Regions from separate parts of the Homo sapiens genome. Here regions 1, 3 and 4 are each linked to region 2. A link is a contact called in ENCODE Hi-C or POLR2A ChIA-PET data. All regions are on one chromosome and are shown on one strand. Each heading gives the region's core, a stretch centred on a gene start or an enhancer-like site at or near the end of the contact. The rest is flanking DNA. Distances are from core to core; before and after follow the strand shown.

What was found. Hi-C counts contacts between places; a loop is a spot of excess contacts on that map. ChIA-PET counts read pairs that join two places held with the same protein, here RNA polymerase II (POLR2A). Pooled maps may share reads with other maps.
Region 1: a loop to region 2 is called in a pooled map, with 2.8 times the contacts of the local background. The contact joins the promoter of ZNF24TR here to the promoter of RMP24 in region 2. A Hi-C loop is called at or near these places in 1 of 168 maps with a recorded cell type or tissue (endothelial cell of umbilical vein) and 7 of 50 pooled maps. POLR2A ChIA-PET finds 5 or more read pairs at or near these places in 1 of 52 experiments (activated naive CD4-positive, alpha-beta T cell).
Region 3: a loop to region 2 is called in a pooled map, with 3 times the contacts of the local background. The contact joins the enhancer-like site here to the promoter of RMP24 in region 2. A Hi-C loop is called at or near these places in 4 of 50 pooled maps. POLR2A ChIA-PET finds 5 or more read pairs at or near these places in 2 of 52 experiments (OCI-LY7 and activated naive CD4-positive, alpha-beta T cell).
Region 4: a map of dorsolateral prefrontal cortex shows a loop between it and region 2 (3-fold over the local background). The contact joins the enhancer-like site here to the promoter of RMP24 in region 2. A Hi-C loop is called at or near these places in 1 of 168 maps with a recorded cell type or tissue (dorsolateral prefrontal cortex) and 1 of 50 pooled maps. POLR2A ChIA-PET finds 5 or more read pairs at or near these places in 2 of 52 experiments (PC-9 and WTC11).

The regions. Positions count from the first base shown.
Region 1 is chr18:35,465,883-35,469,099 of GRCh38, reverse strand. It overlaps ZNF24TR (ZNF24 transcription regulator), which reads left to right and starts at 1,935. Exons shown (of 3, transcript NR_186612.1): 1 at 1,935-2,773. It overlaps INO80C (INO80 complex subunit C), which reads left to right. Exons shown (of 5, transcript NM_194281.4): 5 at 358-767. The coding sequence ends at 489.
Region 2 is chr18:35,971,121-35,974,665 of GRCh38, reverse strand. RMP24 (ribonuclease MRP subunit p24) reads right to left here and starts at 1,987. Exons shown (of 5, transcript NM_031446.5): 1 at 1,861-1,987; 2 at 1,759-1,781. The coding sequence starts at 1,937. LOC105372066 (a long non-coding RNA gene) reads left to right here and starts at 2,215. Exons shown (of 4, transcript NR_188032.1): 1 at 2,215-2,268. RefSeq lists an enhancer at 1,305-2,197 and silencers at 2,117-2,266, 2,206-2,500.
Region 3 is chr18:35,524,490-35,527,841 of GRCh38, reverse strand. No RefSeq gene overlaps it. Among named protein-coding and RNA genes, the nearest start is that of INO80C, 28 kb to the right of the region's middle. Within about 2 kb of position 1,856, at least 10 of the 41 ENCODE cell types and tissues checked have a DNase peak (open chromatin) inside an H3K27ac peak, as active enhancers do.
Region 4 is chr18:35,694,784-35,698,080 of GRCh38, reverse strand. The region is part of intron 9 of GALNT1 (polypeptide N-acetylgalactosaminyltransferase 1); the gene reads right to left. It overlaps LOC105372064 (a long non-coding RNA gene), which reads left to right. Exons shown (of 5, transcript XR_935377.3): 3 at 958-1,092; 4 at 1,742-1,865. Among named protein-coding and RNA genes, the nearest start is that of MIR3975, 100 kb to the right of the region's middle. Within about 2 kb of position 2,045, at least 8 of the 41 ENCODE cell types and tissues checked have a DNase peak (open chromatin) inside an H3K27ac peak, as active enhancers do; they include dorsolateral prefrontal cortex, where a contact is called at or near this core.

The DNA of each region.
Region 1 (3,217 bases), core at 686-3,185, 510 kb after region 2:
AGGAGCACAGACCTGGGACATTTGTTGGAAAGAGGCAGGAGTCTGAAGGCAGGGAGGGATGACCATCATGAATTCAGTCTTGGACCTGTTGCAGCCCTTGAGGCACCAACAAGAAGAGTCCCAGAGTCTGATGTGGTCATTCCCCTTCCTCTCGTCCATACCCTGAAGTGTTTCTAGAGTCTGGGAAGGTTAATGAGCCTGTGCCACAGTGAGTGATTTAGTGTTCTTGGTGGCAGAGTAAGACATAATGAAAATATATATCACTTTCAGTGAAATAGAAAAAATTTTTAAACTTGAACTTAAAATATCCCTACCAGCAAAAACTTTCTGCCCTTCCCTGTGCCTCTTTTCACCCAGGCCAACTACACAGACCCCCAGAGCAAACTGCGGTTCAGCACCATTGAAGAGTTTTCCTACATTCGGAGGCTGCCCTCTGACGTCGTCACCGGCTACCTGGCCCTGAGGAAGGCCACGAGCATCGTTCCCTGAGCCCCAGAAAGGGAGATGAAGTGGAAAGCTGTTTCAAAAACAGACTCTGGACTCATGATTTTGTTTCACGGAAACAAACTCGTTCTGCTGTCAATCTGAAAATGCCAGTGCTGTGCCTTGGAAAGAATGTTTGGCTTTAATTTAAGGGTTTTTTTTTTTTTTAGTGTGTGTTTTCCCTCCAAGTGTGATATTTCCTGCTGAATTAAATTATACTTCAGTTGTTGCCTCAAGTAAAGGTGTTTGACAAGAAGATACAATAAAACCATACTTTTCATTTATCCCAAGTCCCTGAATTTTTGTTTTAAAGTGGTGAACCCCGTATAACACATTTAAAGACTCTGCAGTGAATCCACAACAGGTCTGGATTACTTCTAATCCTGGTGACCCCCCTTTTAGAGCATGTTAGTCTTTGTCTCTGATCAGAATGCTTAGAAGAATTCCAAAATTGGGTCCAGAGAAGAAAGAGGCAAGTAGTTTGTTCTGTCCCACTGGGCTGGTTCTCACATGTGCCTCTGCCTCAGATCGGCCTCCCCTCATCTTTGGAGGTGTGGAGTACCAGCATTGACACTCTGTCCCAAAAGGGCTTTTGTCTTGGTACAGGATGCCACCCCTCTGGCTGCAGCCTGCTCCAGAAAGGGAGTGTTTGCATCTCCATCCTCCAAGAAGAGGAAGCATTTTCTTGGCCGGGGAAAGGAGAGTGTCGAGATAAGTCCTGGGCCTCTCTGGGCCCTATACCCGCATTTCCCCAGGGAGGACAGTGGAAACAGGCCCTGGGGCTTCTGGACCACAGCTGCCTCTGCTTTGGGGAATTAGGCACCAGGTGTCCTTTCTCTCTGGGGAAAGCCCTTCTTCAGGCTTAGAGAAAATAAAACAAAGCAAGTCAGCTGGGAGAGCAGCCTGTGCAAGTGGCAGCTGCCTGGAACCAGGCTCCTTTTCCTCCAGGTTGGCAGCCCCAGCATCCTTCAGCACCTTCCCAATAACAAACCGAGAGCGGGAGAGGTGCTGTGGGGCCTCCCCCTGCCTCCATGACAAGGGACCTGAAAGGATGGCCAGAAGAGGTGGGGGCCTTTCCTAAGCCCACAATCACCGAGCAAGCATCAGAGTCACCTGGGAGCCTCCTGTGACACAGATTAGGGAGCCTGTCTCCCTGAAGTACCTGATCAGTAGATGGTCTGGGGTGGGGCCCAAGAATTTGCATGTTTGCTTTGATGATGCTTTGAGACCCACTTTGATGAAGCTTTGAGACCCATTTTGCTGATGAAATCAATGGTCTCTGAAAGACCAGAGGCTGCTGTTTGGTTTCCGCTTGTACTTCCTGCCAGATGTCAGCCTAGGAAAAACGCCAGCTTCCGTTTTGGTAGAAGCAAGGAGGGAATGAGCCAAGGGTCCTTCCTGCTTCGCTTCCACCTTCTATTGTACAGAGAAAACTTGGGGCAGGTCCACTTCTTTTCCATGAAGGTCCCCAATTGGGCAGTGCCCTGAAATCACTTCTAATGCTGATGCTAGGCAACACCTCAGACCTACTGCTCAGACCCTCCAGGGGCAGGGCCCAGGATTGAAGAGGGAAGCCCTGCTCCACACGTGTTCATCAGGAAGGACCCACAGACTGCTGCTCCTGGAGGCCTCTCGGTTTATGGATGTGTGTTTGTTCCATAAACCCTCAGAGGGTCACCTGGAGACCCGCTAAAATGCAGGTTCTTGGGCCACATCCTAGACCTTCTGACCGACCCAGGGAGTGGGGCCCAGGAAGCTGCATTTGACAGATATCCCCGTGTGATCATCATGCACACAGGAGTGAGAGAACCAGTGTTCTCCCCGGGCAGAAGGGAAGCTCGTGTGCAGGACACCTCACACCTCCTTTCCCATTCCCCTGCCAGGCTCTCCCTGCTGACATTGTTTTTGCGGGAGAGCTGTGAATTCTGAAGATTAGGTTGCTTCTCACCCCAAGCTCCAGAAGTCCAGGCTGAGCCAAACCAAGCTTCAAGTTGTGAGTATTTTGAATAATGAGCCCTTGCTCATTAACTGATCCTGTACTGAAATAGCCCTTGCTGTCCATGCTGTACCCCGGTGGTTCTCAGGCCGGGCTGCACGTTAGAATCACCTGTGTGGGTGGGGGGTGTCCAGGAGGGGGATGGTGAGGGAGGTTTAAAAATACCCAGAGATTCTGATTCCACTGGCCTGTGCAGGGGCCCGGACATAGTATTTTGAACTCCCAAGATGCTTCTAATGTGCAGCCAGCGTTGAGAACATTTGCTGTAACTATGAAGAGAATATTTCATGTAAGGTACATTTTCTTATTCTCAGATCAGCTGGCTCTTTCCATCCCAGGCCATGAGCAAATTGCAAGGGGTTTCTTTGGGATGTGTGTGCATGTATGTGTGAATTTAGAGTTCCTTTTTACATGGCATCCCACACTGGAGTCAACTATGAATGCCATTGCAGATTCCTCCCTCTTCATTCCTACATCACCCTCTTCCTCTTCTACTTGGCTCCAATCCTGCTTCAGGATCACCTCATACCCTGCCTGACACTTTCAGTGTCCTCCTGACAACTTTGAATGACTTTGTTCATCACGGCATATCTACTGGTCATTTGCCTCTGATAAGAGGTCAGTTCTGGTATTGGTCTGCAGGATCCAAAAGAAAAACTCAGACACTTTAAGAGAAAAACAATTAGCTGGACTTGAGAAATCCTCTTAAGACCAAACTCAGGTCCAGTCTGCTCTGAC
Region 2 (3,545 bases), core at 738-3,237:
ATGCTAGCAAATCCTGTAGGCTTTAAAATATATCCTAAATCTAGCCACTTCTCATTACTTGCTACTAAGTTTTAAAAGGCTGTTATGTTTCACCAATTTTACCAATGCATTTACCACAAAATAACAAATTGCACTGCGATTTTGTTTCTTTTTTTAAATAATTAGCACAATGAATAGTATCTACTGTTGAGCACTGTGCTAAGTGCCAGGGATGCAACAGCACTTATAAAGCTAAAGACCACACTTAAACTTAGCTCTGCCAAATGTGAAACTCATTCATATTCACTAAGTGACAATTAAGAATGCCAGGCACTGTTCTAAGTGCTGGAGACACAGCAGTGAACAAAGGACAATTCACCGAGGCATACAATAAATATAACAACGTCAAATGTTAAGTGCTGGGAATAAAAAAGTAAGATAGGAGGGGGGAATAGAAGTATTGATGGAGTTACTGTAATTTTAAATAGGTGGCTAGGGAAAGCTTCATTGAGTGATATTATAGAGACCAGAGGGAAATGGAGGATTCACATGAAAGCAGATATGTGAGGCAAGAATCCCAGGCAGAGTGAAGAGTACCTGCAAAGGCCCTGAAACAGAAAAGCAAGGAGACCTAGTGTGACTGGAGTTGCGTGAAGGAAAGAGTACGTCAGAGAGGTATGCAGGTCTATGACACAGGGCCTTACAATCCTTTTAAAGGACTTTCACTTTTATTAATCCAGGAGAGAGCTGGTGATGGCCTGGAGCAGGGTAGTAGCAATGGATGTGGTGAGGAGTGGAGTGCAATGGCGCCATCTCCGCTCACTGCAACCTCCACCTCCCGGGTTCAAGAGATTCTCATGCCTCACCCTCTCGAGTAGCTGGGATTACAGGCGTGCACCACCATGCCAGGTAATTTTTTTGTATTTTTAGTAGAGACAGCGTTTCGCCATGTTGGCCAGGTTGGTCTCGAACTCCTGGCCTCAAATGATCCGCCCGCCTCTGCATCTCAAAGTGCTGGGATTACAGGGGTGAGCCACCGCTCCTGGCTGATTTTGGCTACATTTTAAAGCCAACAGGATTTGCTCGCATACTGGCCTGGGGGAGGAGAGAGAGTTAGGGAGTCAAGAATAGCTCCAAGGTTTTTGGGCTCAATAACTGTAAGGGAAGAATGGAATTATTTACTGAAATGAGAAAAACTGGAGGATCTTGTTGGGGGTTAAAGCTCAGGTTTTGGACATATTAGCTAAGTTTGAATTACTAGACATTGAAAAGAATTTGTCAAGAAGACATTCGGATATATGAGTCTAGAATTCAGAGGAGAGGTCTGCGCTGAGTATATACATTTGTAAGTCCTCAGTATATGGTATTTAAAAGCCATGAGATTGGATGAAAAACTGTCACCAAGGAAGCGAGTGTGCCTAGAAAAGAGGTCCAAGGGCTGAGTACTGGGCCACGACAATACTTAAAGCTTGGGGAGATTAGGAGGAACCAGCAAAGCAAATCGAGAAGTAATAAATGAAGAGGTGAACTACGTAATGACCTAGAAGCCAAGGGAGGAAACTATTTCAAGACTGATCAATGTGTCAAATGCCGCTAACAAAGCAAGACAAGGCACATTAAAGAATTTGGATTTTTCACGAAACCGAGACACATGCGGGCTTTGTTGTTGTTGTTTTTATGGAGGGAAGTGAGTCCATCGGCCTTATTTGAGCGTTGTGCGGAACAGAGGAAAGCGGGGCGACAAGAGCCCAAAGCACAAGAGACAGGCGTTCTTCTTACCGTGCGACGAAGTGTAGGCCCAGCTGTAAAAGAGAAAGAGACTTGTGAGGAGCAAAGGAACACCTACCCGCTCGCCTCCCGCTTCCCCTCCAGTCCTCTTACAGGAGGTAGCGGGCTTGGCCCGGGCAGCTGTCGTGCAGTCCCCGCGCTGCAGCCTCAAGGTAGTGCTTCTGTCTCATCGCCGCCGCCGCTGCCGCTGGCTCGCCGCGGGAACCAGGTGAGAAAATAGGGCGCCGGAAGTCGGCTTCCCAGCGTCCCCGTCGTTGGTGTCCGGACTCAAGCTGCTTCCGGAAACAGGCACCGTAGGCAGACAGGTTCCGGTTTCCTTCGCGTCCAGTCTGGCTTGGAGGCGTGCCCAGCCGGGAGGCGGCCCCACCCGCCCGCCGCGTCCCCGCCCCCTCAGTTCCACCCCTTGGCCTGCCGGGTCCTCTCAGGCACCCAGCGGAGTTTCGAGTCAGACTTGAGCTCGGGCGTAGCGGCTAGACCGGGCTGTGGCGATAGAGTCCAAAGGTGAGGCTCCCACCCGCCTCTCCATCTTCCTCCCGCCTCGCCTCCTCTCTGACAGCCCTTTTGTGATTGCCCTGCCGCAGCTTCGCCCTCCACATTCGCCGGGCGCGGTACTGACTGGTGCGCCGGCGGGCGGAAGCGCTGCCAGCAACGAGGCGGCCGGGAGGAGCGTCCCCAGTCCAGCCTGCCCTCCGCCTGCGTAAACGCTAGCGTTTCTCTTTTTGTAATTAAAGTGAAATTCACATAACGTAATATTGACCATTTTAAGGTGAACAATTCAGTGGCGTTTAGTAAATTTACAATGTTGTGCAAGCACCATTCTGCTATTTCCAAAATATTTCGCCGAAGGACAGCCAACTCCATGAAGCACTTACGGCCAATCCTCCTCTCCCTCCCAGGCCTTGGCAACCACCAGTCCGCTTTCTGTCTCTATGGATTTACCTATTCTGGGCATTTCATGTAAATGGAATCATACACACGACCTTTTGTGTCTGGCTTCCTTCACCTAGCATAATGTATCAGGTTCATCCACCTTGCAGCACGTATCAGTACTTCATTCGTTGTTATGGCTGAATAATATTCCATTGTATGGCGGTATCACAATGGTTTATCCATTCATCAGTTGAACGTTTGAATTGTTTCTACTTTTTGGCTGTTATGAATGAATGCCGCTGTGAACATGTGTGTACATGCATTTGTTTGAGTGCCTTTTTTCTGTTCTTCGGGGTATAATACCTAAGAGTAGATCTGCTGGGTTATGTAGTAATTCTGTGCTTAATGAGGGTTCCAGTTTCTCCGTATCCTCACCAACATTTGCTTTTCTTTTTCTTTTTTTTTTAAATCTAGCCTTCCTAGTGAGTATGATGTAGCATCTCATTGTGGTTTTGATTAACATTTCCCTGACTACTGATGCTTTTGAGCAGCTTTTCATGTGCTTGTTGGCAATTTATGTATCTTTGGCTGTTTAAGTTCTTTGCTCATTTTTTATTGGAGTTGTCTTTTTGTTGATAAGTTGTAAGGTTCTTTTAATGTGTATGTTCTGGATAGTGGACCCTTATTTAGCCTGCTTTATTTATTTATCTGAGATGGGATCTCACTCTGTTGCTCAGGCTGGAGTGCAGTCGTGTGATCACAGTTCACTGCATTCTTGAATTCCTGGGCTGGGTTAAAGGGTTCTCTTGCCTCAGCCTCCCTAGTAGCTGGGAACCAGGCACACTACCATGCGTAGGTATTGTTGTTGTTGTTGTTGTTGTTGTTATTATTATTATTATTTTGGTAGA
Region 3 (3,352 bases), core at 607-3,106, 450 kb after region 2:
GATTCTTCTGGTTCTTCATTTGGGACATTTTGAATATTGTATTGAGACTCTGATCTTAATTGATTCTTATGGAGAAAGTTGATTTGTTTGTTTGTTTCAGCAGGCAATGAACTTGGTTAGGACCCATGTCTCACCTGCCTTTAGTGGGCTGTGGTTTTAATATCAGTTCAGTTTTCCAAGTTTTTACAGTGATATTCAGACATGTCCTCAACTGTCTACCTCCCAGTGACCGATCTGGGAACCAGGTGGTTGCCTAGTTCACAGTTCAGTTCTTGAAACTTTTGGTATGCTGTCTAGAGTCAGACCAATGCATTTATATTCCTGGAATAAGCCAACATGCTCATACATAACTTTAGGGGTTTGCTTTCTCGAATTTTCTCTTTACCATGATCTCTGTGACATGTTCTGGCCTCCAGGGATTGCTTCTCCTGGTATTCCGTCTAGAAACTGAAAATTTAGCTTCCCAACTCTGTAGCATACTTCTGACTGCATCTTTCCTCCAAAGCCAAGCAGTGGGAGAATAGACACAGACAAAAAACAATTCAAATTTTCTCTATGCTCTTCGGACTATAGTCCCTCTGGTCAGAGAGAAGGGTTCTACTCCCTCAGAATTTTAGGTGCCTCTTCAGTTGCTGCTGCTGTTACTATCACTGTCACCACCATGGGGTTTCCTGGAGGGTTGGGTGGGAGATAAAATAAATGACTAAAAATAAAGGGGAATGTCTCCCACTCTCTCTGAGTCTTATGGGCTCCCTTTCCCATCCTCAGGTCAGAAGGAGACAGCTTCTCTTGGAGCTTGCTTCGGTTTGGGTGTTTGTCACCTCCAAATCTCATGTTGAAATCTGATCCCCAATGCTGGAGGTGGGCCTAATGGGAGGTGATTGAGTCATGGGAGTGGTTCCCTCATGAATATATTAATGCCTTCCCTTGGGCATTTATTAGTTCCTGCATGAGCTGGTTGTTAAAAAGAACATGACATCTTCCCACCCCACTTCCCTGATCTCTTACCATGTACTCTCTGCACATGGTAGCTCCCCTTCACCTTCTTCTTTTTTTTTTTTTTTGAGGCAGAGTCTCACTCTGTCTCCCAGGCTGGAGTGCAGTGGCGCAATCTCTGCTCACTGCAACCTCCGCCTCCCAGGTTCGTGGGGCTTGAAGCCAAGTGTTTGGTTTTTGTTCTTCCTGAAGCTTGCACAGCTTTAGACCTCGTCTGCTAACAGCACTTGTCTGTTAGGAGATGATTCTGCCTCCTTTCTTTTCCTCCTACTCAGTGCAGAGCTTGCAGGGTCCCCAGCAGCCAGGCAGTTATTTGGGTGTTAAGTAGCCTTATGCTATTTTTAGCTCTTAGAGGATTGCAAGTGCTTTATACACAACTCTTTACTTCTTGTTTGCTTTATCTTTTCATTTTTGTTGTTGCTGTTTTTTGTTTTTGTTTTTGTTTTGAGACAGAGTCTCGTTCTGTTGCCCAGGCTGGAGTGCAGTGGTGTTATCTCAACTCACTGCAAGCTCCTCCTCCCAGGTTCAAGCAGTTCTTGTGCTCCTGGAGAGCTGTGATTACAGGCGCATACCACCATGCCTGGCTAATTTTTTATTTTTTTATTTTTTGTATTTTTAGTAGAGACGGGGTTTTGCCATGCTAGCCAGGCTGGTCCTGAACTCCTGGCCTCAAGTGATATGCCCGCCTCAGCCTCCCAAAGTGCTAGGATTACTGGCATGAGCCACTGCACCCAGCCTGTTTGCTTTATCTTTTCTAAAGCTCAAAACAAATAGGAAAGAGCTTCACTTGCTCCCTCCAGGCAGCTACTGAATGAGAGTCTCCGCAGAGCCAGCACTTAGTTGACACCAGCCCAGCTCCAGGCTGCACGTGACTTGGAGGAGGATCCGAGACATGCCTCTTCTTCCTCCATCATGGGAGGCAGCGTTAGCCACAATGTCTCACCTTCAGCCCACGACCTTCCAACAGATACATGCCAAGTTTCCTGTCCTGCTTCCTGTCATTGCTGCCTAGGAAACAACTCTCCAAAGAAGGAACCACCACTAGTTTGACTTGCTCTTCTCCAAGCTCCTCTTACACATCTCAGAAGGGGTCACTGAGCTAGTGGCTGTTTTCTTACACTCTTCATATGTACAGCACTGCTGATCTGGTCTCTGTTACTCTTTACATTTGAAAATGTCTTAACATTCTATTATGCACTCCGTTAAGACTTTTTATTTTTTGAGACAGAGTTTTGCTCTGTCACCCAGCCTGGAGTGCAGGGACATGCTCATAGCTCACTGCAGCCTCCAACTCCTGGGCTCAATAGGTCCTCCCACCTCAGCCTCCCAAGTAGCTGGTACTACAGGTGTGCACCACCATGCTCAGCTAATTTTTTATTTTATTATTACTTTCTATAGAGATGGGGTCTTGCTATGTTGCCCACGCTGGTCTCGAACTCCTGGTCTAAAGTGATCCTCCTGTCTTGGCTCCCCAAAGCACTGGGATTACAGGTGTAAGATGTATAGATGATACAAATAGATGACTATTTAATAGTCATCTGCATGCCATATTTTTTGAGGTGGAGTTTCAAAGCCTTGGAAGCAGTCCTACATTCATGAGTCCTTTGGAACCAGCTCAGGTCAAATGGCTCCTTCTGTGTGTACCCAGCCTTCCTTTCTGGGCCCAAGCAGGGACCTGACTTTGGGTCACACCTGGCTCTCCCATATGGAATAAATGCAAGCTCTCTCCCTTACACTGCTCCATTCCAGTTCTTGGCCTGCCTAACTCATATATCAGCTGCAAACAGGCCAAGGAGAAGAGGAGAGGACCTGGAAGCAGTTAACATGTGGTTTATTTGCGGGTCAACTCTAGCTTATTGCTCTTATGACAGCATGTAATTGTAACGAGACCTGGTGCTGTTGCTCCCAATTACTGCTTACATCCTGAATCTTGGTGTGTCTGGACTGTGTTTTCGGGTTGGGTTATCAGCGCTGCAGTTAGCCTGATTATTTGGTAATCTTGGTATATGCCTCTTGAGCCCAAGCTCTGGCTTTGTATCTCGATGCTTCCTCAGAGGGTTTTCCTTATAATAACTGTAATAATGGCAGTTACTCTTTACCAAGTATGTGCTGACTGAGAACTATTTTAGACCATTTTACATGCATTAGCCTATGTGTTTCTCCCAGTAACTCTGAAAGATAAACTGCCGAGGGTCAGAGAGGTTAAGGAACTAGCCCAAGCTCACATAGCACAGCTAGTTCAACGACAGACTTGAAAATAATACTCAAATCTGCTTGACTCCAAAGTGTGTGCTGCTTCATTTCCTCTGCACCAGACTTGCGACCTTCTGCTCAGAAGGGCCTGGAGAGTATGCTG
Region 4 (3,297 bases), core at 796-3,295, 280 kb after region 2:
ATGGGAAAAGTTGCACAACATGCTAATAAACCCAAGTTCTCACACCATTGGCCACCCTATGAAAGTCACGTGGAAAGTGCCCAAGTTTGGTTTGTACTTTCTGAAACAGTGTAAATCCTAGGAGATCTAAGTTATTTCAAGGGGAAAGATCAGTGGGTTAATGGTCCTCTTCATAGGAATTGTTTATGGCTGATTAACTCATCTTTCCTTACGTGGCCAGGCACGCCACTGAATCAAGCCAAAACAATCTAGAAACGATGTACAAACTGAGAGTATCATAAAGGGTGAGGAGCTGTTAGAAACAAACTTTTCTACTTGAATCACAGCAGTGTCTGACTTACAGTGTGTGAATATCCACACTTTCAAAGTGTCTGTAGGGGTGAGAGTTTAGATTGTGGGGACATGCAGATGGTGCTTCATTCCTGACTAGCCATGAGACCTTGGGCAGGTTATTTACTCTAAGACTGTGATTCCAAAAACCACAATCTGAAGAACAGCATCTTGCAAGGTGCCCCAATAAAAAAGGTGTTTTATGATCAGATATGTTTGGGAAATACTAGTTAAATAAATTTAAATAGGTTTCTTTGTTGAAGGACTTCTCAAAGCCTTTTAATATATCATGACTATTGGTAGGACCGGGGAATGGTGGTACAGATGGATGTAAGATGTAAAATAGTATTGCCCAAACATATTTGACCTCAAAATCTACCTCCTTCTCCCCAGCACTTCGCCTTTCTAATTGAGCACCTTGGGGACATCAGATATCAATATTATTTACAACACAGAATTAAAAACACTGCTATAAGAACCCTTTCTCATTGGTAAAGCAGGGATAAATCTCTCTCTCTCTCAGGTTTGTTAAGTGCTCTAAATGAGATAATACATACAGAGGCTCTAGCAGGGACAGATACATAGCAGGCACACAGTAACCGTTGGTTTTCTTTCCTTTATCCACAGACCCAGCAACTCTTCAACCCCCCTTTGGAAGTAGCAACTTAGCTGTACCTGACTGCCACTTTAAAACTACTATTTTTGACATTAGGAATTGAAAATAATTGTGAATGCACCCATTCTTGGAAAACCAGGCAAGAGGTTAGAGCTTAAGTTTCTTTGTTTCTACTATTAGTCTCCTCCAGAATCAGTATCTCCATTAGGGTGGACAATGTAAGAGCTTTGTTAAACCATTTTTATAATCTAGCATTAGTGAATCTGGATTCACTTTTCTACTCTCTGCTGCAAGGGAAATACTGGTTAGATTTGAGAAAGAATACGGACATTAGGGGTTAACAGCACAGGCTCTCAAACCAGATGGTTGTGAGTTTAGCCGTGTTTTTTAAACCATTTATTTGTGTCTCAGTTTACTTATCTGTGAAGTGGAAATAACAGCACAATCCTATAGTGTTGTGCTTTAATATTCATCAAGCATTCAGATTTGTGCTTGACATAAAGTACATGCTCAGTAAATGTTAGGATTATTAGATCTGCCTGGAAAAGCAATTGGTCAGCCCCTAAAACTGACTAAACCAGTAAAGGTCTAGATTGTTTACTTTTTGTTGTTTAGAATACTCAGCTCCTGAGTTAACAACTATCAGATACCACAATGAAACACATTTGTTCAGGTCCTACAGGAACTACGAACGTCAGCGTTAGCTGAAGCCAGATGCCCTAAATTATATCTATTACCCTAGTCATATTTACATTTTCTGATTTCCCTTTCTGCTGAAAAATCCTATGATTTCAGGTTTCCCTGGACCCTTGAAGCATGAGAAGAGATCTATGAAAGGCTAAATTACTGTTGCTAGCAAAGGAAGGCTCACATGGGTGAAGCTGTGATCAGAAGCATAAGATCCCTGGGCTGCACTATGGTGGGTACTCTTAAGAATGACCTCCAATCTAGAAATGACACTTTTAACCTGTAGGATGTGGCCTGGTATTAAGGGCGTACAAGGCTTAAGGCCAGCTGTTAAGTTAATAAGGCGATAACAAGCAGGCCACAGAGGGTAAACGCTGCGACTTGCCCAGAAGCCAGCTGGCAAGAGGCAGGTAAGACGCAAGCTTGCCTTGGCAGTCATCTACCATGGAGCAGACAAGTGTTTCTTTGTCACACGCCCGAACTCTGGCCCAGCTAACAATGCCTAGGCATTGTCCAAAATTGGGTCAGCTCAAAAAAAACAAAACAAAAACAAAAAACTCCTCATTTTTGGTTCTAAAGACAAGCTGCAGAGTGACTGCTAGAAATCTTTCCCTGGCGCACCACTCACCCTGGGCCTTCTTTGACCAGTACGAGGTCACAGCAAAGGAAAACACATTCCCATTAATGAGGCATCAGTGAGAATGAAAGGCTCAAGAAACTCAATGTAGCCCTCACTTGTTTGAAAACAAATTCCTTAAATCACAACAAGGTTCAGAGGTAGGGAGCTCAAGTCAATCCTGAAGTAGCCTTAGTAACTGTTAGGATAAATGCGTAAGTCTGTGCCTGCCCTGGCACTGAAGAAAACACCAGGCCAGATGGCTTCACCAACTCTCCACCATCTGGCTTCCTTCAGTGATCTACTTGCTTTCCCTTATCTTACATTTCTATTTTACATCCTTTTCTCTTTCCCCAATTCCCCCTCACCAACACCTTCTTCACTCTCAGCCCATAATCTTGTGTTCAACTGAGGAAACAAGCCACCAGAAGAGAAGGTCCTCACACTTCCACCACAAACTGCCAGTTTCCACCTCCAAACCTACAGCTGCCCTGCACTTGTTCCCATTCCTCTACCTTCCTCCCCATGATAAGAGATGACCTCTCTTCTTCCCACCCCCACCCAACACCCTCTACTTGTGTACAGATTTCACCTCCTATCCACCCAAATACATGACACCCATAACAACAGATCCCTTCTTTCTTTTTATTCTGGTGCAGAAACACATAACATAAAATTTACCATCTAAACTGTTTTCAAGTGTACAGTTTAGTAGTGTTAAGTATATTCAGGCTGTTGTGAAACAAATCTCCAGAACTTTTTCATCTTGCAAATGTGAAACTCTATGCCCATGAAGTAACTCTTCTTTAGGCCCTTCCCTCAGCCCTGGTAACCACCATTCTACTTTCTGTTTCTATGAGTTTGACTATTCTAGCTGCCTTATATAAGGAGAATCATACAGCATTTCTCTTTTGGTGACTGTCGTATTATGCTTAACATAAGGTCCTCAAGGTTCATCCATGTTGTAGCATGTATCAGAATTTCCTTCCTTTTTAAGACTGAAAAATATTCCATTGTACGTTGTATCACGATTTATAGCAGTCACTCT